2 separate regions of the Homo sapiens genome follow, and region 1 is linked to region 2. Evidence: chromatin contacts called from ENCODE Hi-C data. All regions are on one chromosome and are shown on one strand. The core of a region is the stretch at or near the end of the contact, and the rest is flanking DNA. Distances in the headings are between cores, read along the strand shown. Region 1 holds the start of FAM24A (family with sequence similarity 24 member A). Region 2 holds the start of PSTK (phosphoseryl-tRNA kinase).

Region 1 (6,456 bases), core at 2,670-5,169, 70 kb before region 2:
TTTAGCATTAGGTGTATCTCCTAATGCTATCCCTCCCCCCTCCCCCCACCTCACAACAGTCCCCAGAGTGTGATGTTCCCCTTCCTGTGTCCATGTGTTCTCATTGTTCAATTCCCACCTATGAGTGAGAATATGCGGTGTTTGGTTTTTTGTTCTTGCGATAGTTTACTGAGAATGATGATTTCCAATTTCATCCATGTCCCTACAAAGGACATGAACTCATCATTTTTTAAAAATAAAAAATAATAAAAAAACTTTGAGAAATTATTAAAAAAATAAACGTTAAAGGAAAAAAAAAACAGACTGGAGCTCTCCTCATGAACCCACTTGCAGAAGTTATTGGTCATAATGGAATGTAGGTGCTGTGAATGCAGAACCCTGTACATGTAGCCTCTGACCAACTGCCTGACAGCCTTAAATTTCAGAAATGAGGCCAGAGACTCCCAGCACGCACTCCCCAGACAGTCTTCTTTGTCAGAATCACCTGGGGGACTTGTTAAACATGAAGGTTCCACAGCCCTAACCCAGATCTAAGGAATCAGAGCAGAATGAGGTGTGGTCCCTGAAGAACCATTGCAGGAGATTCCAGGGCTATTATTCAACAGGCTGAACATGGAGTCCCTGTTTTGGGCTCTGTGATGGTTAATATTGAGTGTCAACTTGATTCGATTAAAGGATGCAAAATATTGTTCCTGGGCATGTCTGTGAAGGTGTTGCCAAAAGAGATTAACAGTTGAGTCAGTGGACTGGGAGAAGCAGACCTACCCTCAATCTGGGTGTGCACCATGTAATCAGCTGCCATAGCATCCAGAATAAAAGCAGGCAGAGGAACTTGGAAGGACTAGACTGGCTGAGTCTTCCAGCCTACATCTTTTTCCTGTGTGGGATGCTTTCTGCCTTCCAACATCATACTCCAAGTTCTTCAGATTTTGGACTCTTGGACCTTCGATACAGACTGGAGTCTGAAGTCTGCACTATTGGCTTCCCTACATTTGAGGTTTTGGGACTCAGACTGGCTTCCTGGCTTCTCACCTTGCAGATCGCCTATTGTGGGACTTCACCTGGTGATTGTGTGAGTCAATTCTCCTAATGAACTCCCCTTTATGTATTCATCTATCCTATTAGTTCTGTCCTGTTAGAGAACCCTGACCAACACAGGCTCTAACACAGTCCCCCTCAACCTGTGCCTCTGTCTCCCCTGGGAGATGCTTAGAAAGGCAAGTTCATGGGCTCCCCCCACCAAACCAATGAATCGGATCTCTATGGTTAGGCCCAGAATCTGTGATTTAACAAGCTCTCTAGATGATTCTTACGCACACGCAAGTTAGAGAAACGCTGCTTCAATAAATGGATAAGTCTCAGAAGAAGTAGACTCAAGATTCCAAAAACTCAGAGTCGGTGTCTGTGCAACCTGTGTGTTCAGGAGATGCTCCTGAAAGTTGCTGTTTAAATGAGAACTGTGGGATCCAGAAGAGAAGTAGTAAAGCTCTTTGACTTGTTGAGGAGTCAGAAATCTTAAAACCTGATGAAACCAAGTGATGATTCCAATTAAACAGTCATTTGCAGACTTTTTCTAGCAGAGACCCATTGGTAAAGATTCCCTCAAAATCTTGTCCTCACTTTCACACCTTTTGCCTGGATCCAGCCTGTGGGCAGAACACACCTGTGGCTGGAGAAGAGCCACAGCAGAAGAGTTAATTACTCACATTGGCATCACAATTTTCCAAACTGTGACACATGTGTCCTTGTAGAAACCTCTGAGACACTAAAGGCTGCCACCGCCATCATTGTCAAACCTCACACCATTCATTATCCCTTCACTTCAGAAAAGCAGCAGCAGGCTTAGGGAGGTGAATTGCTTTATTAGTCTTGGTATCAATAGATGGTGAGGATGGGCTTGAAATCCAGGACCCCTTTCCTTCTCCCTATTTTCATCTCTCCTGTTCCCCATGCCCATTTGGGTTTTGGTGTAGAACCTTCTTATTTAGAATTGATTCTCTTTCACATTTGAAATCTATGGAAAGGTGAAGCAACTCTTCCTCCATGGCTGCCTCTCAAGGTAAAGCAAATGTTAGCATCTGCCCAGTTGCCCCTTCCTTTTCCCATGTCCCTACTTCCTCATACTGAAAGACAGTCCCATGCCTTCATCAAGCAAGGAAGCCTAGGATTTTAGTTTTCTGCCCATTCTGAGATCATCTCTCCAAATACCCTCAGAAGATACATGCTCAAGATGGCTTATAGGAAAAAACACTAGGTAAAGAAACCTGAATTCTCCTTCCACCTTAGTCACTTACTTGTTATGTAACTTTGGAGAAAGTATTTGACCTTACTTGACCTCAGTTTTCTCTTCTGTAACCACTGGTCTATGTTTAAAAGCACAGCCTCCCCAGCCAGGTTGCATGAGTTTCTTACTAAAATCCCAATCAACATCTTCCAAGGATGTTCTGTAACAGGCAGAAAAAAAATCTAAGATTATACTAGAGCTCGAAGCCCTGCATGTTGGTATCCTTGGCCAATTTTTTCCAAGTCCTCTCCTGCCATCTTCGCTTTTATGCATCTCCAGTCAAATGGCCTTTTTCTTGTTCCTTGACCACACCAAACTTATTCCATGCTCAGGACATCAATTCATTGTCTCTTCTCATTCGGGCGTGACTTTTCTGGTTATTGGTATTACGGGCGATAATACCCGTAATACCATTTTCATTGAATCATGGACATTTTGACTTTATGCTAGGAGACTCTAGGTCCTATTTAAATATTTTATTTTATTAGTTAGTCACTGACTAGGTTTAGCATGCAGATCCTGGCTTACTTTTGTGGGATTAGATTCCAATTCCAATTTAATTTTCAGAGGTTTCGTGGTGATATTTTGGTCTACTTCATTTATCTGGTGTCACTGGGGCTTCTAGGTCCCCGAAAGTGCTGCCTGAGGGACAGAAGGAGGGTCCCCAAGCTGGAGCCACCTGGAGTCCAGGGGGGTCTCTAGCACATGGGAACAGAGTGCTTCCTGGGCTAGGTCACTGAATGTGGTCAGATCCCTGCAGGGTCTGAGGAGGGGAGTCTCATGACTAGCAAGGAAGATGAGCACTTCCCCTGCAGGCTTATTGCCAATGGGGTTCACAATCCACCCAACTTGCCACTGCTGCTGGGAAAGCCTGGGGTTGTCAGCAGGACTCACATTAAATCCGGGAATGGAATAAGCTAGATTGAGCATTGGAAAACACCAGGCCTGTCTACCTCCCCTGTTCTACTGCTATGGAGCTTACCCAGGCCTGGGGTCCCTAGTAGTTTGCTTTCTCCTTTCCAATTTCAGAGTTCTCCTTTGTTTGATTTGTGTTATTTCCAGGAATAATAGTTATGCTTAGCAGGGAGAAACATGTCTACACAATCTTCCTTGAACCTGGTGTCTCTTCATTTAATTTTACTACACTGGCTGGATATAAGTACCTTAAAATCATACAAACCAGACTAGAACAGATATCCTGTTCAACTTTCATTTTTGTACTTTTTTTAACTATAAAGCATTAAAATCTTCCCATGTCAATGGAAGTGTGCTTGAATCCTAGTAAACGGCTCCATATTATTTCATTGTGCAACTAAAATCTAAAGTCTAACCAGTCTTCTATAATTGAAATTTAAATGTGAGGTTATTTTACCCTTCCCACATTTCTTTTTCTTTTATTTGCTAAATTGAAATCTCAAACTTGATTTTGATTAGCAGTCAAACTCCAAAAATTAATGGAAGGGAAATAAGACCTGAAAAGGTGAAAGACTTAGAATTAAGTGATTCAAAATAGTATTTATATTTCACAAAAGCAAAAATATACCTATGGAATAGAATTCAGAACTCCATGAAAGACAGCTGGTGTCCCGAGAGCTGATGTCACACAGCCTGTGGCATGAATGTCAGAATAGGCCCATTCTACCAGCTCTGGCTGAGCCTGAGCTTCCAAAAGTGAGCTGAGCTGTTCAACCTTGGATCTTAATTACTCCTAGCAGGGATAATTAGGTCCCTCTTTCTCAGATTACAGGTTTGAGAAGTTCCAAATATCCGATGCCCTAGAGGTTTTTTTCCCTTAATTTTATTGTTACAATTGGCCTTCATCTAGCTCTGGATGGTTGAACTGTAGTAAGTATGCTTAGCTATCAGATTGGTTATTCTTCTCTCCTGGCTCACTGTTCCTCAGTTTCACAGTGTTAGATTAAGCAAATTACTTATTCCAAACAAATTGGGTTTCCTGGGAGAATTTAGTATTTACTAGGAAAAATGGCAGAGGTAGGCCTATGGTCTACTAGGAAGACAGAATGAGGGACAGGGGCTCCTGAATAAGCTGGCTCCTGGTCTCTGCAGACCACGTCCCATTTCTGAGCCCTGGCAAAGGTTTGGCTGGAAGTGTCAGGAATCTCCTTAAACCCTGAGATAACCCAGTTGTTGGTGGGAAAATTGAAAACTGTTTTTCCCAAAATACTTATCACTTACAAAATAGATTTTCATATTCTCAGTATTGTTGGACAATACTTTTTAAACTAATTCTCTTAGTTTCATAAAATAATTTTAAACCTAATATACAGTGAGGGGTGACTTCTGACCCTCTGAGTGAACATATTTCAGGGCCCAGGTGGTGGGGAGTGAAGTCATCAGCTCCAAGGCAGGCCTGTGGTCATTTCCAGCTGCACATCATGCCTGTGAGAGGGAAAGATTCTTCCCACTGTCTGTCATTATGATTTCCTTCCCTCTGGAGTTTGCATTTAAGTCCATTTTTACCCATAAATAAGTCCTTTTGTCTGCCCCTGGACCAGCTTAGGATCCTAGGACTCTCTGGAAAGATTTGCTTGCAGTTTACATGTGTCTGGGGTTCACTCTTCCTCTACTAACGGAAGGTTGTTTAGTGGCTGTGTGGGGAGGAAGGCCACGTTCTGCTTCCCTGCACTTTCTCCTTAGGCATGGCAAAGATGTTTGATCTCAGGACGAAGATCATGATCGGCATCGGAAGCAGCTTACTGGTTGCCGCGATGGTGCTCCTAAGTGTTGTGTTCTGTCTTTACTTCAAAGTAGCTAAGGCACTAAAGTGAGTCATGTGGGGGAAAATGAATTACACCTCCTCAAATGGGATACCTGGACTCCCTATTTGAGCAAGGTCATTCCTTTCTGCTGTGGCCATACCCCTGAGTGAGTGAGGACAAGAACAAGAAGCAGTTTTGAAAAGGCAGAAATGGCAGCTGAGTGTAAAATCTTTTACCCTTCTGCCGGGGGTTTGTAGAATGTTCTCAGTTTAAGGCTGTGAGTGTCAGTGGTGCTTGGCTGTCACTGGACCTCAATGAGTTTACCATCAGGTGTTTAATTCAGCACCTTGGCCAAGCCTCCCTTTGTTCAGCACCTTGGCCAGTGCCCCACTCTGTTCAGCACCTTGGCCAGTACCTCCCCTGGGCACCGTAGGCTGAAGACTCCGTAGGGAGACTGCATTAATGAGCCTCTGCCTTGTGCTCATGCGGAGGATGGGCTGGATTGATCTCCTCTTGCCTGAGTTGGGAGCTCTCAGAGTGTTCCTTCATTTATTTCTGGTGGCCTTGAGAACAAAGAGGTGGATCTTTAGGACTCTGGGACAGCTGACATGTGTGAATATCCTGGGAGACAGCAGAAAGAAAAGGGAATGTAGGTTGAACAAAAGACAATTACAGTTTGGGGAGAAGACTCTTCAAGTACCAGAGAGGTTGGTTGTCAGACACAGTCCATTCTAAGGGGTTCACAGAGACACATCCCGGAGCCTGGGGCACAGCTGAATGCAGCACCTTCCCATCATTCCTGCATCTCGGGGGCCTGCAGTCACCAGCTGGGTGATTGCTTGCAATTCACTTACCCTTACTTTTGTAACCTGAGTTTACATTTATAGCAGTCGTAGGAGAGGAAGGGATTCAAGAGGAATTTGAGACAAGGGAGAGAGCCTTAATGTAGGGCTGGTGTTCATGTTTGATTGGCTTCAGCACTAAACTTCCCAGATACCCCCAACAATTCTAACAAATGGACTGAGAAGAAAAATTCTAAGCCTGAGCTTTGTGTGTCTTTTCTTAAGAGCTGCAAAGGACCCTGATGCTGTGGCTGTAAAAAATCACAACCCAGACAAGGTGTGTTGGGCCACGAACAGCCAGGCCAAAGCCACCACCATGGAGTCTTGTCCATCTCTCCAGTGCTGTGAAGGTTGTAGAATGCATGCCAGTTCTGATTCCCTGCCACCTTGCTGTTGTGACATAAATGAGGGCCTCTGACTTGGGAAAGCTGGGCACAAAAATCTTCATGAGCAATATTTCTTTCTTAATAGAATGTTTTATTATTCAAGTCAAGTTCTAGAGTGTTTACATACTATTATATAATGTACAGTGTTATTTTCTGTACTTCTGAATAAATGTGCAATATTGGAAATAATCCTCTGCCTCCAGTATTTTTGTTAGTTATAAACA
Region 2 (6,395 bases), core at 1,308-3,807:
AGTTTGGCAGTTTCTTACAAAACTAAACACTCTTACTGTATGATATAGCAGTCACGCTTCTTGGTATGATATTTACCCAAATGAGTTGAAAATTTACGTCCACACAAAAACCTGCACATGGATGTTTATAGCAGCTTTATTCATAATTGCCAAATCTTGGAAGCAACCAAGATGTCCTTCAGTAGGTGAGTGGAAAACTAAACTGTGGTACCTCTAGACATTGGAATATTATTCATGGCTAAAAAGAAATGCACTGTCAAGCCATAAAAAGACATAGAGGAGCCTTAAATGCATATTACTAAGTAAAAGAAGCAAATTAAAATTGTGTGATTACAATTATATAATTGTATGTTATTCCGGACAAGGCAAAACTACAGAGACACACACACAAAAATCAATGGTGTCAGGGGTTAGAGGAGAGGGAGGATAAACAGATGGAGCACAGAGGATGTTTGTGCTCTGTGCTCTGAGGATGTTTGGGCTGTGAAACTATTCTGTACTGATGGATATGTGTCATTATACATAGCCAAAACCTACAGAATGTACACCAAGAGTAAACCCCAATACCAATAGTAAACTATTTTACACCAATAGTAAACTATGGCCTTTAGGTGATAATGATGTGTCAATGTAGGTTCATTGATTATTGATTGTAACAAATGTATCACTCTGGTGAAGGATGTTGATAGTGGGGGAGGTTATGAATGAGGAGGGGAAGGAGTATATGAGAACTCTACTTTCTGCTCAGTTTAGCTGTGAACCTAAAACTGCTTTAAAAAATAAAGCCTATTTAAAAAAAATACATAACCAAAACAAAAATAACTATGATAAAAAGAAAAAAAAAACCGGTTGCCTGCAGGGGTTAAATGGGTGTGGATGTGGAGGATGGGAGATAAAAGACAGTGGAGCCAGGCTCAATGGCACATGCCTATAGTCCCAGCTACTCAGGAGGCTGAGATAGGAGGATTGCTTGAGCCTAGAAATTCGAGGTTACAATGAGCTATGGTTCCACTCCAGCTTGGGTGACAAAGCAAAACCCTGTCTCTTAAAAAAGTGGGGGAGGGGCAAATTAAGGAGAGGGACCTTATACTGGACCAATAATGATAAAATGTCATGAAATAAAGAGTTTAACTCATTGCTCTTCACTTTCAGTCCAAAGGAAAATGAGATTATTTGTAAGTGCTTCATACAAATTATATCAGCTTTAGCAGGTTACTCGTCATATTTTGACACAGTATACACTGATTTTGTCCTTACGTCTTCACATTTTGAACATACCCTTTACAGGTAAGAAGGAATTATCCCCTAAAATATAAGGATAAAAGAATCTGGAATCTAGGCCCGACGCGGTGGCTCACGCCTGTAATACCAGCACTTTGGGAAGCCGAGGCGGGTGGATCATTTGCGGTCAGTTCAAGACCAGCCTGTCCAACATGAGGAAACCCCGTTCTTACTGAAAATACAAAAATTAATTGGGCAGTAGTGGTGTTCGCCTGTAATCCCAGCTACTCGGGAGGCTGAGGCAGGAGAATCCCTCGAGCCTGAGAGGCGGAGGTTGCGGTGAGCCGAGATCGGACCACTGCACTCCAGTCCGGGCGAGAGAGTGAGACGCTGTCTCAAAAAACAAAAAACTGTAATCTGAATTCAATTTTTCTACAACACACCCCCAGACAAAAAAAACTTGGCCAGCCGCGGTGGCTTGCGCCTGTAATCTTTGGGAGGCCGAGGCGGGCGGATCACAAGGTCAGGAAATCGAGACCATCCTGGCTAACATGGTGAAACCCCGTCTCCACTAAAAATACAAAAAGTTAGCTGGGCCTGGTGGCAAGCGCCTGTATTCCCAGCTACTCGGAGGCTGAGGCAGGAGAATGGCGTGAACCCAGGAGGCGGAGGTTGCAGAGGTTGCAGTGAGCCGAGATTGCGCCACTGCACTCCAGCCTGGGCGACAGAGCGAGACTCCGTCTTAAAAACAAACAAAAAACAAAAACTTGTTTTGTACCTCTCCATAGCTTAGTATTACTTTTTAACACAAACACCTATTGTTCTCTGTCTGCATGCACTGGAATTGAGGTCTGTGGATGTGCCTTTCCTGACAATATTTCTTCACGCTTGCTGCCCACTGGTGCTGTGAGGGCACAATAACGAATGTTTACTTTGCCCTTGCACTCTTCACATCTGGGAACCGCAAAGGAGCGCGGTGGTCGGACTGTCAGCCTCGCCTTCTATTCTTTGATTTCCAGTAACTTATTTTCGAAAGATTGCTGGAGGGAAAGGCTCAACGTCTCTTTTGGGATTTTCCTAAGCAGAAAGACCTCATCCTAACAAAACTGAGGCGCCAATCCTACTGGCTGGCAACTTTCGGCAGGGAGGGTGATTCTATTTGAAGATCAATCCTAACTCTGGGACCCCTTGGGAATGTCCAGGAGCTAGGAACGCAGCGCCGCGGTCTCTCCAGCCTCTGGTCCCTGGGAGCAAGCAGGGCACCGGTGGAGCAGGTGCCTCTGGGGCCGCACGGAAACCCAGCTAGGCCAGTTCCTCCACTGCGCCGGTAGGCGGCGGAGACGCTGCGCGTGCGCGCAGGGCAGACGGTAGAGCGGAGACGACGCTCCCAGACTCCTCCGGTCTCCCCGGGCAGCATGAAGACCGCCGAGAACATCAGAGGAACCGGCAGCGACGGGCCGCGGAAACGAGGCCTCTGCGTCCTCTGTGGCCTCCCCGCGGCAGGAAAATCGACTTTCGCGCGCGCCCTCGCCCACCGGCTGCAGCAGGAGCAGGGTTGGGCCATCGGTGTTGTCGCGTATGATGACGTCATGCCCGACGCGTTTCTCGCCGGGGCAAGAGCGCGACCGGCGGTCAGCACGGAGGGGCGGGGCCTGGGCCGCGGGGCGGGGCGGGGCGGGGCGGGGCGGGGCGGGGACACTCGCGTCCACGCGGTCCTGGGTGATTTGCCATGAGCGCCCATTGCTTGGTGTGGGAGGTGAAGTTCGAGAAAAGTGGAGCTGGGTTAACATAGTTACTGCAGAGGGTGAATGCGTTGGCTGTAGAAAGTGGTTACAAAGCCAACTGTTAGAACGATGCATTTTAGATGCTTATCTGTATATTTGATGCATGTATATGTTGTATATTCTATACAGTTGAGTCTTCAGACAGGGTCAGGTTCTCAAGTCAGCGTGCAAGGTGGAAAGCCCCTATAGTCAAATGCACTGTCGAAAATCCCTTAGGAAGTTTCTCCTTAGGAGAGGGAAAGAAGTTCTAAAACTTGAACGTCTAGCTACGGGTGGATTCAGGTTTTGTAATTTGAGGAATCCTCTTTAAGAAAAGGAATAAAAACTATAAGTAACAAAATTTCTGGGGTCCCTCAGAACGATAGAAAGAGGCTGTACAAATGCATTATCAGACCTATGAAGCTTAATCTTTGTTCATCTCAAAGTAAATCTGCCTCTGCCAGCTTTGGGAAGGATGGCTGTTTCTTAGTTGACCACCAGAGGAAGTAATGGGTTTGTATTTACGGAAAAACTTGTATGTTCCAAATACATCTCTTTAAGCCCTCCTCATCTCACACTCAGCACAGTGAGATACATCCTCTTGGAGAAGCATGTGGAAACTGAGACCACTGGGGGAAGAGTAGATTACATTCGTGTTTCTCATGCTCACTCTTGAGTAAATACTCTTTGAAATATTCTGAAATGTTAACATTATTATTTTTGTTGTTTAATGCCTAATGTAGATGAATTTACAGAAATCAAATGCAAATGTTATGTGACTCTACTTTCTAAGTATATATACAAAAATACAGTACATTTGGTGCATGGGCTCTCCAGCAAGGTGTATCTACTTTCTCATTCTTGGTTAATTGTGAAGTAAGTGCAGTGTCAGGATAGCGCAGGATTGACCTGGATGATAGTATTTTCAACACTTCGGAGAAAGCTGAAAGTTGTCGATAGGGATTGTTGTATTTGCTGGCTTTCCCTTCACTTGTATTATGTTGTTTTTTCCACGCTTTTCCTATGGACAAAGACTGTGGGACTCATCTGCTCACTTAGGAAGTGATATGTGTTTCCAATTTAGTGGGTTTAGCTGATGTGTTTGTTGTATGTAGTGTAATCTCAGTGGTGGTAAGGCATGGGCAGGCAAGTGAGAGTTCTCACTCCCCTGTCCTCGTGTTTTCCCTCCAGCTTAGATTTCTTAACTATGTCAGGATTCTCCACAGCCCTTGACCAGCACAAGATTACTTGTATTCTCAAGCTGTTTATTCCCCTCAGTTTGTTTCCTCCATCTTTCCCCATCCCATATCAACTCATTTGTTAGCCTGAGGTCTTTTCTTCTTGACCCAGAGACTTTTCACCTGATCTTTTTGCTGTCTACTACCTTTCCCATTTCAGGGGAAAACCTGCATTATTATATCTTAGCCAGACTATTTTGACTCCACCTTTCTCTTGGATGATAAATAAGTTCTTTCATTTATTCACTTATTCAGTCAGTCATCCATTTAATATACATTTCTGGAGCACCGACCCTCTGCTGGAGGCTGAGTATGCAATGGACAGTGATCTAGCAGAGAGAGAAGTGTAAACAAATGCTTAAACTGTGTAAGCACTGCTAGAGTGGAGATATATGTATAGAATGGGGTTTCATGATGGGCAAGGGAGAGGCTGAGCTGCCTTCTGCATGGTTGAGTCTGAGAAAGCTTTACACAGCACTAGTAACATTAGTTTTCCAGGCAGAAGGAATGGTATATATGGAGTCATGTGAAACCAGGTGTGTTAGAGAACTACAGATGGTTCCGTATTGTGAGCTGAAATTTTCATATGGGGCAGGGTGGCAGTGAGGCCAGATGACTGACCACCCTAGTGGCCTAATATGAATTGCAATTCTTTGGTCTCTTGTAGCCATCCCAATGGAAATTGCTTCGACAGGAACTGTTGAAGTACCTGGAATACTTCTTGATGGCTGTCATTAATGGGTGTCAGATGTCTGTCCCACCCAACAGGACTGAAGCCATGTGGGAAGATTTTATAACCTGCTTAAAGGATCAAGATCTGATATTTTCTGCAGCATTTGAGGCCCAGTCTTGCTACCTCTTAACAAAAACTGCTGTTTCTAGACCTTTGTTTTTGGTTTTGGATGACAATTTTTATTATCAGAGTATGAGATATGAAGTCTACCAGCTGGCTCGGAAATGTAATTAAAACTTTTTTTTTCTTACACATGGAGATACTTATTCACGTATCAAAAACACTATTGTCTTCAATGAGAATTTAACTTGATTAGGAGGTTATGTAGATTTACTTAATTTTAAAAGCTAGATGTTCAGTATTGCAAACGGAGTTTTTCCTACTATAATTGTCATAATTTGTCTAATATATGTTTATTTCATATTTTGGAAAAAGAGTATACCAGTAATTCTATCATTTTAAACTGTTTTCAGATTCGTTGGGCTTTTGCCAGCTCTTTTTAGATTGTCCTCTTGAGACCTGTTTACAGAGGAATGGCCAGAGGCCACAGGCACTGCCTCCTGAGACCATCCACCTGATGGGAAGAAAGCTAGAAAAGCCCAACCCTGAGAAAAATGCTTGGGAACACAACAGCCTCACAATTCCGAGTCCAGCATGTGCTTCGGAGGCCAGGTATTCCACTCAATCATCCCTCCCTGGATGCTCCCCTGTGCCAGGTATCATGGTCAGTGCTTTGTCTATGTTGGTTTAGTTAGTCCTCACACAGGCATTGGAGAGACATTATTCCCCACTTTGTGTGGAAGCTAAAAGTGAAATGGGAAAATTTAGTTTGTCCAGAAAGATTTGAACCCAAGTTTATTTGCAAATGTCTGCTCATAACTGTTACGATTATACTGTCTTCCAGTAGTTGGAGCAGGGAATTCAGAGAACACATCTTTGATTCTCTTGCTAAAATAGATAGTCTAAATAGGTTGCCTGGTAGTTTTCTTATAGAAAGAGATCTGTGAAAGAGTGCAACAGGTACTGGGTCCTATTTGCCTTAGAGCTCACCATAGTTACACTGCTTTTGCATATGTGAGGCTTGTAGGCTATGCTGTCTAATGCATTTCATTCATTACGTATGTCTTGAGAGTTCTAGAGCAGCATATTTCTAGCAGAAACTTCGCTGGCGATGGAAATGTTCTATATTTGCACTAATATGGTAGCTGCTAGCCACATTTGACTATTGAGCCCTTAAAAGTAGCTAGTGTAACTGATGACCTGAATTTTTTTGTTTAACTTATTGATTTAAACTTAAGTAGCCTCATGTGGCCAGTGGCTATTTATTGGACAGCGCAGTTCCAGAGGTATATTGCCCACACTTCCTTAGTTCCTGCATATTGTCCACGAGGGATCGGTATCAGCTCACTGCAGGCTTGACCTCCTGGGCTCAAGCAGTTC

The links. A loop is a pair of places that touch in the nucleus more often than their neighbours do. Pooled maps may share reads with other maps.
Region 1: a loop to region 2 is called in a pooled map, with 10 times the contacts of the local background. The contact joins the promoter of FAM24A here to the promoter of PSTK in region 2. A Hi-C loop is called at or near these places in 5 of 50 pooled maps.

What each region holds. Positions count from the first base shown.
Region 1 is chr10:122,906,691-122,913,146 of GRCh38, forward strand. FAM24A (family with sequence similarity 24 member A) reads left to right here and starts at 3,920. Exons shown (of 3, transcript NM_001029888.3): 1 at 3,920-4,129; 2 at 4,943-5,069; 3 at 6,072-6,421. The coding sequence starts at 4,945. The coding sequence ends at 6,264. RefSeq lists a silencer at 5,203-5,497.
Region 2 is chr10:122,977,844-122,984,238 of GRCh38, forward strand. PSTK (phosphoseryl-tRNA kinase) reads left to right here and starts at 2,558. Exons shown (of 6, transcript NM_001363531.2): 1 at 2,558-2,852; 2 at 4,890-5,181; 3 at 5,429-5,627. The coding sequence starts at 2,637. RefSeq lists an enhancer at 2,570-2,889.